Regions from separate parts of the Homo sapiens genome. Here region 1 is linked to region 2. The links are chromatin loops, found by intact Hi-C in ENCODE. Cell type or tissue: PC-9. All regions are shown on one strand. Each heading gives the region's core, and the rest is flanking DNA. Links, peaks and the distances in the headings are about the cores only. Region 1 overlaps LOC105374780 (a long non-coding RNA gene). Region 2 overlaps SPRED2 (sprouty related EVH1 domain containing 2).

Evidence for each region. Peaks named below come from ENCODE experiments on the same cell type or tissue, not always from the same donor. Only the 100,000 strongest peaks of a DNase experiment are listed, where the experiment ranks them.
Region 1: it touches region 2 in a loop (7-fold over the local background); 2 of 110 quality-filtered maps call a loop at or near these places.

Annotation. Positions count from the first base shown.
Region 1 is chr2:65,448,165-65,456,507 of GRCh38, forward strand. LOC105374780 (a long non-coding RNA gene) reads right to left here. Exons shown (of 5, transcript NR_187891.1): 1 at 8,141-8,343; 2 at 7,496-7,596; 3 at 5,719-5,818. Among named protein-coding and RNA genes, the nearest start is that of SPRED2, 20 kb to the left of the region's middle. In PC-9, for the core only: no CTCF peak of the experiment used is centred there; DNase peaks (open chromatin) are centred at 4,227, 4,537, 5,957, 8,117 and 1 weaker place; H3K27ac peaks cover 3,356 bases.
Region 2 is chr2:65,363,377-65,371,719 of GRCh38, forward strand. The region is part of intron 1 of SPRED2 (sprouty related EVH1 domain containing 2); the gene reads right to left. Among named protein-coding and RNA genes, the nearest start is that of SPRED2, 65 kb to the right of the region's middle. In PC-9, for the core only: no CTCF peak of the experiment used is centred there; DNase peaks (open chromatin) are centred at 3,415 and 4,325; H3K4me3 peaks cover 1,165 bases; H3K27ac peaks cover 3,622 bases.

The sequences.
Region 1 (8,343 bases), core at 312-8,311, 85 kb after region 2:
CTATGTATCTGTTTTTATGCCAGTACCATGCTGTTTTGGTTAATATAGCTCTGTAGTGTAATTTGAAGTCAGTAATGTGATTCCTCCAGTTTTGTTCTTTTTGCTTGGGATAGCTTTGGCTATTCTGGGTCTTTTGTGGTTCCATATAAGTTTTAGGATTTTTTTTTCTATTTCTGTGAAGAATGCCATTGGTATTTTGATAGGAATTGCATTGAATCTGCAGATTGCTTTGTGCAGTATGGGCATTTTAACAATATTGATTCTTTCAATCCATGGACATGGAATATATTTCCTTTTTTGTGTGTCCTCTTCAATTTCTTTTATCAGTGTTTTGTTATTTTCATTATAGATATCTTTCACTTCTTTGGTTAATTCCTAGGTATTTAATTTTATGTGTGGCTATTGTAAATGGGATTACTTTGTAAAATTTCTTTTTCAGATTGCTCACTGTTGGCATATAGAAATGCTACTGATTTTTGTGTGTTGAGTTTTTTTTTTTTTTTTTTTTTTTTTTTTTTTTTTTTGAGACAGACCTGGCTCTGTTGCCCAGGCTAGAAAGCAGTGTGATCTTGACTCACTGGAACCTCTGCTTCCTGGGCTCAAGGCATCCTGCCATCTGCCAGCCTCCCTAGTAGCTGGGTGTGTGCCACAATGCCTGGCTAATTTTTTGCACTTTTTTTGAGATGGTGTTTCGTCATGTTGCTCAGACTGGTCTTGAATTCCTGAGCCCAAGTGATCTACCCACCTTGGCCTCCCAAAGTGCTGGGATTACAGGCATGAGCCACCACTTCTGGTTCTGTGTAGATTTTGTATCCTGCAACTTTACTAAATTTGTTGATCAGTTCTTGTTTTTTTTTTTTTTTTTTTTTTTTTTTTGAGATGGAGTCTTGCTCTGTCGCCAGGCTGGAGTGCAGTGGTGCGATCTTGGCTCATTGCAACGTCTGCCTCCTAGGTTCAAGCGATTCTCCTGCCTCAGCCTCCCGAGTAGCTGGGACTACAGGCACGCTCCACCACCCCCAGCTAATTTTTGTATTTTTAGTAGAGACAGGGTTTCACCATGTTGGCCAGGATGGTCTCCACCTCTTGACCTCGTGATCCACCCACCTGGGCCTCCCAAAGTGCTGGGATTACAGGCGTTAGCCACCATGCCCAGTGATCAGTTCTAATAGATATTTTTGTGTGTGTGCAATTGTTAGATTTTTCCAAATATAAGATCATATCATCTGCAAACAAGGATAATTTCACTTCTTCCTTTCAAATTTGGATGCATTTTATTTCATTCTCGTGTCTGATTGCCCTAGCTAGAACTTCCAGTACTAAGTTGAATAATAGTGGTAAAAATGGGCATTTTTGTTGTGTTCTAGATCATGGAGAAAAGGCTTTTAGTTATTCCCCATTCAGTATGATACTAGCTGTGGGTCACTGCTAATGTTTTAAGTGTGTATTTTTATAGTCTTTTTCTGTATAGAAAGTATAATTTTAATAAAAATAAGATCATGCTGAACATACTCCTTTGTAGCCCCTTAAAAGAAAAACAACTCAGTGGTAATATGCAGAGGTCCTAAATGTCTCATGCATGTTTTCTAGAAAGCAGCTATGACTTGATACCATTCTCTTTAGTCTTAATGCCACAGATGTATAGAGCTTTTCACAGATGTGAAAATAGTTTTAAATACATTATTTTATTATTTTGTGCCCCCACCATAACCCATCTACACTTCTACAAATAGTGAACTTATTTGCTTAACTGATTTTCTTTACCAACTAAATCAAGAATTTCTGGAGGCGGTGGGGAAAGCAACTATCAAATAAACTAAATTTTATACCCACATAATTATATCTGTCAGAATGCCTAGTGTATATAAAGTACTCAGTACAAATTTATAGAATGAACAAAAATATGCTTGTATAGTTTTTGTTTTGTCACGACTGTAATTGTTCTGTTGGTAAATTTACACTACTGTCTCCATTGAAATTCTCATTTCAAACTAGTTAAGATCACACAGTGATTAAGATCACAAAAGAAAGAAAGAAACATTATCATCATCAGCATCATCATATGCCTCACCATTATTAAACCCTTTAATGGTTCTGGACTTTAAGGTTCTGCCTGCTAGTTGTAGACGTGAATTTTAAGCATTGAAATTTTACCCAAACCCAAACAGCTCAAAGATAAGAGGAAACTTCATCAGATATTCCAATATTTCAATAAGCCTGATATTTTTTGGTGAGCCGATTTAAAAAATTCAGGTAGCAGGCCAAATGTGTTCATTTTTATCTTGATACTTGTCATCATATAATCTCCACTTTCCTATCTCTTCTTCTTCATTTCCATTTCCTCCTAAACCAGTCGCAGACCAGCGCCTGTCCTCACTACTTCACACAAGCTGCTCTTTGGTCAGGTCACTTCATCTGATTGCCAAATCTGCCAGTCTTTCTTCAGTCCTTGGCTTGTCACTTAACAGGGCTGACCACTTCTACTATCTTGAAACTCTTCCATCAGTGACTTCTGTAACCCCAACTTCTGGTTCCTCTTTACCTCTCCATTCATTGATTTATTCAGCAAAAAATTTAACTGAGTACTGGTGTTAGGTGCTACAGTAAAGGAATGCAATCATATTAATAAAGCTGGTATTAATTGAGTGTCTTACCAAGTGCTAGTCAATGATTCAAAAATTTAAACACTTTACATGTTTACATGTGTGAACTACTTTAATCTCACTAGAACAAGGGACAGCAAACCTTTTCTTTAAGGGCCAGATAGTAAATATTTTCAGCTGTACAAGCCATATGGTCTGTGTTGCAACCACTGAACCCAACCTTTGTAGCATGCACGTGGCCATAGATAATACATAATCTAAAGGGTGTGGCCATGTACCAATAAAACTTTATAAAACAAGTGACTAAGTTTGGTCAGGAGCTGTAGATTGCCAACCCCTGCACTAGAATCTATCTAAGTTCCACCAGGGCAGGAATTTTGGTTGGTTTCAATATAGAAAAACAAATGCTTAGTTAATATTTAATGAATGAAGGCTCTCCTTCTAAGATAGAAACTATTTGAATCCCCATTTTATAAATAAGACAACCAAAACACAGAGGTTAAGTAGCATGCCCAATGTGACCAACTGAATTGGCAAATCCAGGATCAAAACCCACATAGTTTGGCATTAGAACTTATATTCTTAATCACTGTACTGTACAGTGGTGACACAGAGAAGGTTGTTAACTGTTCTCTGGGAAGTGGGAGTGGGAGCCAGGAGAGGTAATTTTAACTGGATCTTGAAGAATGAAGAATTCACCAGGAAGAAAAGTAGAGGAGAGGGAGAGGCTTTGCGTTCTAGCATGTGGAAACTGCAGGTATAAGAAACAGATGTCTGATACAACATGGTATTATGAGCAAATTGGCAATAAAGGAAAACCATTGCTTAGGGAATGCACTCAATTTTCAGCAATTCACATGTCTGGACACAGGTTTTGAGGTGGAGAGTGGCAGAGATGGGCTAAAGAAATATGCCGGGGGCCTTGTGTGACATGTGGATGAATTTGGATTTTAACTTGGTGGCAGATGGGCTACTGAAGTGTTTTGAGCATGAGAAAGAATGACCATATTTGCATTTTAGGTCAATTTTTAAAATTACATTTTATTTTAAAATTAGATGATACATGCATATTGTACAGCCTTCAAAAGCTGAAAAGGTCTTCTTCCTGCTTGTTTCCACTATCCAGTTCTGTCTTCCAAAGGCGCCCACTGTTTCCAGTTAGAAAGATGACTTTCGGCCAGGCGCAGTGGCTCACACCTGTAATCCTAGCACTTTGGGAGGCCAAGGCGGGTGATCATCTGAGGTCGGGAGTTTGAGACCAGCCTGACCAACTTGGAGAAACCCTGTCTCTACTAAAAATACAGAAAATTAGCCAGGCATGGTGGCGCATGCCTGTAATCCCAGCTACTCGGGAGGCTGAGGCAGGAGAATCACTCGAACCCGGGAGGCAAAGGTTGCAGTGAGCCGAGATCAGGCCACTGCACTCCAGCCTGGGTGACAGAGCAAGACTCCATCTCTAAAAAAAAAAGAAAGAAAGAAAGAAAGAAAGAAAGATGACTTTCACTGTAGTGTGAAGAATGGATCAGTCCTGGGGCCATACCAATCTCTTGACAGAATGTCACAGCTCTCAGATGTCTCCGACTTCCAGTAATACCTCCCTCCCTCACCACTTCTGGCCTTGAGATGGTATCTCAGTCACTAGCCTGGAGGGCTGTGGTATCACTATGGTTTCCCTCTCCATGCATTCTTACATTCTAAATGGGGGTAATATTGCCTCTAAAGGGGTGAAAATTAGTCTGGGGGAGCAAAACAATCTTAGATATGAAATGGTTTGTTGGCCTCCAAAGCTCAACCCTACTCACCAAAATTTTGTCAAGGGAAATTTAAATTTTTCTCTTAGGATGAAATAAGGAGATAATGACAAAAGGTTGAGCAACACTGCTCTACACGTTTGTAAATATTTCCTTGACTAGATCCTTTTCAAATGACTCAGGCTGAATGTGCACCTGTTTCCGCCCAGGTACCTAACTGATCCAGGAGATAATGGAATTCAGAGGCTTGAATGGAGGATGGTGATCCATGTGGTCATAGAGAAAAGGCAGTGTAACATCTTGGGAGTAAGTGTGGACTGCTGGGATTAGATCCTGGCTCTGCCATTTACTATTGGCTGTGTGACTTTAACCCCTCGTTGCCTCTGCAAAGTAGGGGATAACAATTGTACCTGTCTCCTGGTTTTGCTCAGGATATTGCTCAGCATATGTTAGCTATTGCTCAAAGACTCAGATGGTAGAGCATCAAAGGAGGAGGGAGTTTTGCTGGAGGTTGGAAGAGCTAAAGGTTTAGAAGTAGGATTGAGGAATGTGGAGAGCGCCAGTACCACTTTCCATACCCATGGGTTGTGGGGCATGGGAAAATGAGTAGCATCCTTTCTAGAATTCAGCAATGGAATCATGTTCCTTAGGGATTACAGTTACTTTTCAGTTAAGGCAAGGAATGAGCCAGGAGGTTAAAAGTGGAAAGAAGTTTATATACAATTGAATGAAAGCAGGGCACAGAAGAAAGATCTGGGAAGGAAGAAGGTAGAAGGTGGAGAGGAAGCCCAGAGCAGGATAGCAGATTGGAGATTAGGGTAAGGGAGAAGAGACCTCCAGAGGCAGGAGCACCGCACAAGATGGCTCAGACTGAACAGAGCAGGAGGTGGTGAACTATGGCCGGATCTAGCCAGCTGCTTATTTTTGTATAGCTCGCAAACTAAGAATAATTTTTACATTTTAAATGGGTTTTTAAAAATGAATATGAGAGCATTTCATGATACATGAAAATGATATGAAGTTCAATGTCAGTGTCCATAAATAAAGTTTTTTTGGATCATAGCCATGCCCGCTCATTTAAACATTGTCTATGGCTGCATTCCCACTACAACAGCAGAAATGAGTAGTTGCAACAGAGATTGTGTGGCCCACACAGTGGAGACTATTGGCCCTATCTGGCCCTTTATAGAAGTTTATTGCCCAGGCACAGTGGCTCATGCCACTGTAATCCCAGCACTTTGGGAGGCTGAGATGGGCAGATTGCTTGAGCTGAGAAGTTCAGGACCAACCTGGGTAACATGGCAAAACCCCATCTCTTAAAAAAAAAAAAAAAAAGAAAAAAATTAGCCAGGCATGTCAGTGTGCACCTGTAGTCCTAGCTACTCAGGAGGCTGTGGTGAGAGGATCGCTTGAGCCCAGGAGGTAGAGGTTGTAGTGAGCCTTGTGTTCATACCATTGCATTCCACCCTGTCTCAAAAAAAAAAAAAGAAAGAAAGAAAGAAAATTTGCTGGCTCCTGTTCTAGCACATCATTCATAGTCTGCAATATGAATGGCACCTCCAGGAGTTGTGCAACACAGATGACCTGGCTCTAGGAGCACTCAGTTTGGATAAGTGATAAAGGATTACAGTGAGGAGAAGAATGGATGGAATTAAATGGCCTCAAGGCTCTTTTTGGAATGTAGTCACAAAGTTGTTATGTTAGAAAAAAGCAAGGCTGTCAGCCTGGATTCAAGCCACCACCTCTTGGCTGGTGAGGAGCTAGGTGTGGTAGACACTTCTGGTTGCCCACACAATTTTTGTTTCTCCTTTTGTTCCTTATTAACAGAAGGCTGATTTTATCAAGGTAGCAATGTACCCTGTTAAAAATAATAATCTCAATAAGAAAAGTCCCCAAAGAATGATGGGGACATGTCAATAGGACACAGAGCCAGCTTAAAGGGGTTCCTAATGGCCAATCTGGGACAATTCCATGTTAAAATAAACTCTGATAGTAATGGGTTGTAACTTATCAAGTAGAATAAAAATCTTTGAGTCCGTACGGAAATAAATGAATAAGTGGAGAAAGGAAAGCTTTCCATATGGTGCAAGGCAAACTCATACATGGAAAGACAGAATTAGAAAATTACCATCTTATTGTTTCAGGCAAGGATTATCAATGGATGCTAAAACTAGTGGGTGAAGTTTTGATGAGAAACATGATATTTATATCATCTCAAAGCCTCTCCTCACAGATTCTTATTAATTTCAAAGGGTAAAATAGGGACTTTATAGTAGAGAAATCTGACGGATACTACCTTACCACCTTAACCAAGTTATCAAAGCTAATATCATTAGTAACAGAACAAGTCAAAATAGGGTAGCTTCTGCCATGATGCATCGAGAAGGTTGCAGCATCACTTCTGTGGTATTCTAGCCAAAAATACCTAACCTGAATCCTGAGGAACTGTCAGACAAACCCAAATAAGGGATGTTCTGCAAAGTAACTGGACTTCAGTTTTCAAAAATACCAACAACATGAAAGGCAAAGACAGATTGAGGAACTATTTCATGTTAAAGTAGACTAAACCAACATGACAACGAAATGCAATGTTTGGTCCTGGATTGGTTCCTGGACCAGAAAAAAAGCTTCTTCTCTGTTATAAAGGACATTAGTGGGACAATTGACAAAAGCTGTAGATTAAATAATAGCCTTGTATCAGTGTTAATATTCTGATTTTGATCATTGTACTGTGGTTATGTAAGAGAAAGTCTTTATTTTTAGGAAGCACATACCAAACTAGAAGTAAATGAGCATCACGCATGCATGAGAGAGAGAGAAAGAAAATGATAAAGTAATTGTGGTAAATGTTAGTATTGGGAAATTTTGGGTGAAAAAATACAAGAATTCTTTGTACTACTTTTGCAAATTTTGTCCATTTGAAATTATTCCAAAGCAAAAAGTTTAAAAAAATACTCATTTTGCCCTGGTACTCATGCAGTGATATATTCATATACCCAATCTTGGCCAATGGGTTGTAGGTTTTAGTCCAGTGAATAGGGCTTATCAGAAAATGATTGTTTTTCCTCATAAAAAGGGAGAGACTTGGCAAATGCCTTTTGCCCTTTGTCCTTCCCCTTCCTGCTTGGAATAAGAGCTTAATACCTGGATGTGGAGCAATCATCTATGATTATGAGGACAGAAGGAGCTGGAAGTAGCACGGGTCTTGATGGCTTCTTTGGGCATCAGCCTTGGACTGCCTGCCTCTGAATAAGAAGTCTGTTAGTACACTGTAGTTGGGTTTCTGTTACATATAGTCAAATCCAACTCCAACTGAGCTAGACTGTCTAAGGCTCCCAATGATGTTTACAGTTTTGAGTTTGTGTGGCTTGACTCCTCAATCTCCTTCACAGGCAGCTGCTTTTGGTTGCCCCTCACATGTGGGTGTTCTGCAAGTTTGGTCCTCGGCCTTCTCCTCCCTCTGCGGTCTGTCTACATGGGCTGCCTCATCCACTCCCACTTACCATATAGACTCTGATGATTCGCAATTACCATCTTCACCTAGAATTTTCTCCTGATTTGCAGGCTACATATTCAGCTACCTAGGGATATCTATGTCTATGGTCCATATTCACTTCAACAGTTGCAAAGCTAAATTGCCTTTTCAGCTACACACACATAATCATGCACACATCCAGCCCACAATCTAACCACTTTCCCAAGCCAGAAATGCAGGAGTCATCATCCTCTCTTCTTCCTACTTTTTTACCCCCTACATGCAATTAGTCATCTAGATCTTGATGACTGTACCTCCTAAGTAGTTTCTGAATCCATCTCCTCTTCTCCATTCCCATCAGGTAGGTGCCTCATCATCTGTCACTGGTATTTTTTATTAATGTTTTAAATAGTCTCCCTGTCTCTGTCCTTTGTTCCCCTAACAAACTGCTATCCATTATTTTCTAAAATGCAAATATGATCACCATACTCTCCTATGTAAAAATTTCCTACCACTT
Region 2 (8,343 bases), core at 260-8,259:
GGTTCACAGAAGTCCATGCTGGTTTGATAAGAGGGTGATCATTCATCCCATTTGTACATTTAGGAGTTTATGTCGTTAGAAGGCTGATCCACGCTTGTCTCTGGCTTTTCTGAGCTACACAGGAATGTTGCTATTTCTAGATAATGATATAAGATTTACCTACAAGTGTTATTAATCCCACCCAGTATGGCAGAATGACCATAAACTCCAGATGTGGGGAGGACAATATCACAGCAGACAGTGAGCAATGGACAGCAGGCGATAGACAGGCCAAGCCTCCTGAGGCAGTGATCATCATGACCACACATCCATAAACCACACATCCGGACAGCAAGGACAGACTGCAGACTCTGTAACAAACAGGTCTCCCTCCAAATACAAATAAGGATGTTTAAATGTTGGTAGGTGATCTATACTAATTTTACATAAACCTGTTTTTATAAAATGTTTATTGAATTCGTAATAGCTTTGAGTCTTTAGAATATAATTTTAGTAAGTGCTAAAAATCTGCAAGCCAGCAAAGATTGGGAAAAATTGTTCCACTAAAATATCTTGGACACTCTTAACCTTTCAGGATTCAAATGCTCTCCCTGACTCTCACTCTCCCCAAGAAAAAGGAAAAACAAAAATCTTTTTTCCAAGGTTATGTCACTCTACTTGGCTCAGAAGACATGGCCACCAAAACTATCAAATGGATTTTTGAGTAGAGCAGTTCTTTCTTGATTTCCATCCAAGCAGAGTTAGGTTTTGAAGAACCAAAAAGGAATAGCTCAAAGCTGCTTATACACAATAGCAATGAGTGGCTCTGGATTGTAGACTCCAGTAAATCTATGAATAAAAGAAAACCCAGGGAGGAATTTATCTCCAATAACAATGAATCCCCACTAGGGCGGGAATTAAGAGAAGAACCGGACTGGGCTCAGATTTGAAACACTTTTAAATGTAACACTCCCCAGCACATTGCTCTGAACATAGGCAGCGTCTCACTCAATATCTATTGATTGCTTCCAAGTTGAATGATATGAGACCTTTGGAACTGGCCATGGCTCTGTATTCCTTTTCCCTCAAAAGGGAAAGAAGGCATCTAAAAACCACGTGGTTCCTTTGGACTGATGGCTCACAGTGCTTAACAGCAAAGGGGCCTCTGAGGCGTGGCAGCCACAACCCTAGGAGTGATTATCATTGTCCAATTTCAATGGTCAGTATACCCTCTGTGTACTGTAACCAAAGCTAACAGAATATGGTGCTCTGGAAAGAATGTGGACAGGACCTGAGCGAGTCCCAACTATACAAATCACAGAAAAACAAGACACAGAAAGTGTCACTAAATCAAGAACTTTAAAATAAATGTTTTTTTTATCCCTGACTATAATCATTTACCATAGGCCTCAAGGAAAAAAAAAATGCTACCATGAAACCTAATGTTTCCGTGAAAGCACAGGAAATTAGTTATTCTGTCTTTAAAATAAAACAAAATTAATGTATATTTTTCTAATGAATTTGATAAAGTGAACCCTAAGTTGAGTGTGGCATTCACCAAAACTATAAGAAAAAACCCCGTTTACTATAAGATGGCAAAATATGGGTCTTAGTTCAAGCTAACACTTTTAAAGTAGCCTTTCTTTCACAACTTAAAAAAATGTTGTTAATAAAAAATGGCCCTCACTTTGAATCTGAAGTATTTTTTAATGTCACCAAGTGCTATTATTAAATGTGTACTATATATGCATGTATACACACATAAAAATAAGCACTACAGATGTGGGCATGAAAATTCTTAGCAAAACCCCCACATATTTCAAATACTGTTCTTCTTCATTATTGTCCTCTACCATAATTAGCACGTTACAGCATAACAGGTGGCTTTCATTTATAGAATGCAAAATTAATGAAATTTAGAGATGGTCTTGTCTCCAAAAACAAATTGGCCATTCTATAAAAAGTACACCCCTTAATCTACAAAACAAACAGAAACAAACTCCCTTCATGCTGGTTTTCCAAATTATAGGAATTTCTGAATGTAGTTAAGTAAATTGAATGCATTTACTGACAGCTTAAAATTCATACACTTCAAGGAAAACAAGTCATTATTATGGATTTTATAAGAAAGGGGAAGAGAAACAAAGATTGCCGATTTTTCCAGCTTGGTAACCCCAGATCTGTTTAATGCTCTCTGAGTGATAACAGGATTTACTGCTATACACTGGGCTGCTCCACAAATGCTAAATCTTAGGCAAATTTGTGGGCAGTTGTGTTATAGGTCCTGACCTAGCCATTCTGGACAGACAGACCAGGAAAGCATAAATAGTACTGCTATAAACTAACTATAGCATCTGTCCCTAACAAGCAAGACTCACAAAGTATTTTTTTAAAATATGAGGAGACACTGAATAGACTGTCAACACACATAGGAATGTTTAATACACTCAAATAAATAAGATATGTGCTTTAACTAGTCAGACATTGTTTAAATTTAGTGGGTGAAGAAAGAGAGAGGGTCAGACAGGCAGACACAGCCTCCCAATTATGCAGAATGATCCTTCAGATCATGTGAACGCTATAATTAAATGTTGCTACCAAATCCCCACTACCCTTTCTCCCACCTAGAAAAAGTTAATGCATGAATTCAGTATGAGCAAATTGTGATTTATAAAAACAAACAAACAAACAAACAAACAAAACCCACCCTATTCACTCCGTAGGGGAATAAAGCTTTCTTGCATTAAGTCACGCATCATGGGGGTAGGAAAAAAGCACAGTACTGAAAGAAATCCAACGTAACACAATAGTAATTGTTAGACCACCTCCTTCAGCTCACCTCTGCTTATTCATTTGTTTTAAAGCTCTACACTACCCACCCAAGAGGTATACCATCTCTGCAAGCTGTTTCCTAGGCAGCATCTTTTAGATTCAGGACTTAATAATAAAAAACAACAACAACAACAACAAAACATTTCTATCAGAATATCTAAGGAGAAATTTGTTTTCAGAAAGAGGCATGAGAGGCTAAGAGCTCTGTGTCTATCAACAGACCAGAGGTTACCTATCTGTCCTTGCACGTGGGCACACACAAATACAAACACATACACACTGTGGTCCTCTACAACTAGGATAAATTTTCTCCTTTAAAAAAATGCTAAAAGCAGGCACCAGAAAGGTTAAGAATAAGAGAACAATGAAAAAATAAAGTTCATGTAAACAGTAAGCACGTACCTGCCAGGCGATGCCATTTCCTCTACATTGTGGAGCCCGAGTGCTGGGTATTAGCATTATTGCTACTATAAAGCTTCCGATAAAAATGGATCGTCTCTTGCTGACCTGAGAACCAGCTGGCTGCCTGAGAAGTGGTTTCCCCCATATATGATTCAGTCTCCTTGACAAATATACTGCATTGTACCGGATGAGTCATCCGAGGGTTAGTCCGCATTTTATAGGCCTGTTGTGTCATTACTCACATTCAACATCCTGCTTCTCAAAAGTGGAAACTGGAAGCCTGACAGCTGACAGATGCGTTTTCCAATTAAAATATTGTTTTAAAAATTCCTGTAAGTTATGATTACCAATCATTGATGAAAGGATGAAATGCCCAGGAAGCAAATGGCACAGTTCAATACCTGAGATTACATTCTGGAGAACCACAAGTGCAAATTCTTCACCTGCCCCCAGCCCCAAACCAAAGAATTTCGTCCAAAGTTGAGAGCAAGGATCCCTCTCTTTAAAGTTATCAGCTGAATTCGTGTAGGCATGGACTTGTTGATTCTTGTGCTGTGAGGTTACCCAGCTGCAGAAGCTATGTAAAAAGTATACATCAAAATTTTGGTCCTGGATTAATTTTATAGGTGGGATAGTGGCATTGTGTTTATAAAATGTCTACTTTTTTAGAGAGGCATGTTGAAGTATGTTAGGGGTAAAATGATATGATATCTGGGGTTTGTTGTGAATATTTTAGCAAAAAATAAATAAGGGACGGGGTAAAGAAATGTGGCAAAATCTTGATAAATGGTTGCATCTGTGTAGTGCGTATATGCAGGCTGACTGTATTTCTCTTTTTTGAAGTATCTTTGAAAATTTTCATAATAAAATGTTTTTAAAAATTAAAAAAAATTTTTTTTTCAGTCCCTGCAATCTAATTTATACCTAAACAAGGCACTTTTCTAGTTAGGTATAGAGCTACCACACATGTGAGTGTGGGAGCTGAACTTGAAGTTGTTTCTGCCTTCCAGCTGGGAGGTATGATACATGTATCCTGCGGCTGTTGTGAGTGTTGCATCAACCTCCTGAACAAACGCCTAGTGCCTTCTCCTCCCAGGGCGATCTGGTGATTGTTTCCTTATGCATTCTCTGAGGACACAAGCCCTGGCTTCATGGCTCAGTGTTAACGTTATGAAGGAGAGGTGACTATACCCAGCTTCCTTACAAGGTTTTGGAAATGCTCCATGAGAGGTTATGTAAGTCACATCCATAGTCTCTTAAACCAGCAGGCCCTTTGGTAATGTGGCACAGGGTTTGCTTGACTCACTTAATGTTCAAATTGGGTGTCTTAAACCATCTGGAGGAGGAAGAGCTTTGATTTAGTGGCTGACAAAAAAAAAATCCAGATATGGAAGCTCCAATGTATGTGAAATAAAACCACTGTTGAAACTGGCTGTCACTTTAAAAACTATCCATATTGATGCGCTGTGAAAACATGACAAGTCACCACAGGAAACAAAATAGAGGGGTCACTAAAGCCCAGAGCTCCTGCATGGCCCCCTTAGTCCTGAAACTTAAAAATGGAAGCATGTTTCAGGCTGAGGTTCACACCTCAGCAAACAGCTGACTCTAATTCTTAAAGGACCCTGTCTAATAGGACTTCAAACTGGCTCCAAATGGTTGGGACAGTCCCATCCAACATCAAATTACAACCTCACTAATCCAGACTGATTAGGATTGTGCATGGGCCTCAACTGAAGACTTCCTTGGCTTTGACAATTCTTTCCTCCTCACGAGGACTGCAGGCTGCAGCCTTATCAAAATGTTTCCTTGAAATTTTATAACTTTTCACACACTTGAAAAGCATAATTTACCTTAATGCAGCAGGTAGAAATGGGGGAAATTAATAAACTTGTAGTCTAATTTGAGTTTCTATAGTATTTTGGAGAAATAAGTTCACAGTTCATTGAAGAATTTTATAATTCAGATTTCAGTAATGAAAAATACAAAAATAATAGCAATAATAATGTGTGCACACATGCACAAACAATGAGAATAAGGCAAAGATAGTAAAATGGTAACAAATGGGGAAATGAGAATAGGGGAGTCCTTCATACTGTTCTTGCAACATTTCTGTAATTATGAACTGTTTCAAAATAAACTTAAACATTCACAAACACACAGGAATGAATATATATAACCCCTATTCCTAAAAAAATTAAAAAAGAGATTATTGGGTGCAGTGGCTCATGCCCGTAATCCCAACACTTTGGGAGGCTGAGGTGGGAGGACTGCTTGAGGCTGGAGACCAGCCTGGGCAACAAAGTGAGACCCTGTCTCTACAAAAAATACAAAAAGTAGCTGGGCATGGTGGTGCATGCCTGTGGTCCCAGCTACACAGAAAGCTGAGGCAGGAGGATAGCCTGAACCTGGGAGGCTGAAGCTGCAGTAAGCTATGTTTGCACCACCGCACTCCAGCCTGGGTGATGGAGCAAAAGACCATGTCTCAAAAAAAAATGATTTTTTAAGTATTTAATAATCACCACAGTTACTGTTGCTGACATGCCCACCCATTTGAAAAATATTGGACCATAAAGAAATTTACCAAAGTGTTAACACTGGGAAATGCCTCTGGGTTTGGGTTTCTCAAAGGATATTCCTTATAAACATTTTTATAAGGGGAGACACATACATACACATACACACACACACACATACACACACACATGCACACATTTTGGGAAAACATCATACTATATCCCTGAGAATATTGTTCAAGTTTTTCTAGGCTTGCATTTTCCAAATTTATTTGACCACAGAATCCCCACCCCCAACCCCCACTACCATCCCAATAAGCCTGAAGAAAGAACTTTGGTGGTGATAGCATATGCGATACTTTTCCCCTGATCTTTTACTTTTACTCTAAGTTTTCTTCAGAACACATTTTACTCATTATAACAACAAAGGCATCAAAACATGGTTCCTACCATCTTTAACAGACATTTCTGTTTGGTCGACTTGCATGCTAATGATACCACTATTTAGAAAACAACTTAATTATGCAATTTCTAGTCTCCCCTGACCACAGAGCAGCTTCAGGTCTAATTCTGGCTTAGAGGTAGGGAAACAGCAGAAGCTGCTCTGTGCCACCAGCAGCTGAGGAGCCTGCACCTGTGTGCAATGGCTTGGCAGCTCATGCCAGTGCTGGGCCTGGGTGAGGCCATTCCAAGGAGTAGTATAGCTTGCTGAAGGCCTGGCTCCACCTCACTATTTTCAGAGCACAGGGTCTTAGAACCTGGAAAGCAGCCTGGACATATATGTCTTCTGCCTCTGAGCTCTCCAGGACTTCATGTATTCATTTCCTAGCACTGATCCTCGGCAGGTAAGAAGCAAAACTAGCTGTAACTATACAGCAAAACTTTAGCTATATATGTATATAACTTAAGTCCAAATACTGGCTTATGTCAGGATCTAAAAGAAAATGCGGATATCAATGATGCAGGTACTGTAGGCTGACTGTATTGTGTAGTGGTATAAAGCATGAGTTTGGAGTGAAATTTACTTGTTCCAAATTCAACCTTGCCTACACTTAATGTTATTTAACTTCTCTAAGCCTCTGCTTCCTTACCTGTAAGATGGGTACAATACTATTAATAATCTTACAGAATTGTTTTGAATGGTATAAATGCGACCATTCGCAACAAGTACTTAGCATAGAGCCTGGCCACATACAGAACACTCATCAATTTATGTGAACAACGACAATGATTATTAGTAAATTTTATGAATTTAGACTCTCTCAGAGGTGGGCAAATTATGGCCAGCCACACATTCGAGTGTTTATATGCTGTCTATGGCTGCTTGAGAGCTACAAAGGCAGGACTGAGCAGCTGTGACAGAAACCATACGGTCCCCAAAGCTGAAAATATTTACCATCTAACTTTCATAGAGAAAATTCGTTGACCCCCAGTGATCAACATTTGGGTGAATAAAGAACCAGATCTTTTTCCTACAGAAATGTTGGTTGTTGGTCCCTTATTCTCCTCAATGTCCCAATTTAGAATCAGATACAAGAGTGTTATTTATAGTGATTTGGTCCACAGGATCTGTAGTTCACACTTTCCTTATAATGCAAAACACATACACAGCTTTCTGTCTTGCGGTAGGAGGGGAAATCTACAGTGCCTGAGGTTGCCTGTTGGTCTTTCCATCTCCCCTCTTTCCTGACCAGCCCATTCAGAAAGGACCTCCCCTATTTCAGAGTCCAGTGATTCCAGCTGAAGTGTATGAGTCCACAGCCATCCTCCCCTCCCCCGAAGTCACATTTGTGCATTATGTAGAAACCACACATGTCCCCAGAGGTTGAAGCAAGAGGTGAAAGATGATCTGGAAGAGGCATGCAGGAAACTAAGCAAACAGAAATGAAGGATGCTTTCAAGGGGGCTGAATAGCCACACACAGGATTAACAAGGCAGTGAGGGCCTTCAGAAATGAGGGCTACAGCCACCCTGTCGCTGCCCGTAAGAGCTCAGTAAGGAAAATGAGGGCCAACCCAGAAAAATGAAGAACGTGCCTCAAAATCAGGTCCCAAGACATATCCCCGCATCCAATCATACTGAATATTTTTTTTGGCAGGAAAACTTGTTTATTTGGGGGAAATGAATCCACAGCATTAATGGATAATGCAGTTGAAGGAACTCCTGGGACTGGTCTCTGGGAGGGGAAATTTGCACAAAAGAAACCATTCTAACTGCCTTCAGTTATGTTCTCTTGAAAAAAGAAGCCTCAGCCAGCTGTTTGAACAGATTAAACTGGGGTGTACTTAGATATACACAGTGTCTTTCTGGTGGTCACTTGCTGCCTTACTGGAAAATATCAACATCTTTGAGAAGTCAATCCAATAGAGAAATGTCTATGTTAAATACTGATGAGAATGATGAAGGCTGGTCAAGGAGGCGGCGGAGGCAGATGATTTCTATTGTTACCTAGTAGAGCCGGGCCTTCAGTACACACAGTGACAAATCTTACTTGAAGCTAAGTCAGTTTTCAGCTATGTTTCTTAAAGTGTAACGGGCTGGCAGAGGGGGTAAAATAAAGCTCTCTCCAAAGCTCAGGGTTAATTTGGGGATGTTCAGCTTGGCCAGAGCCAGA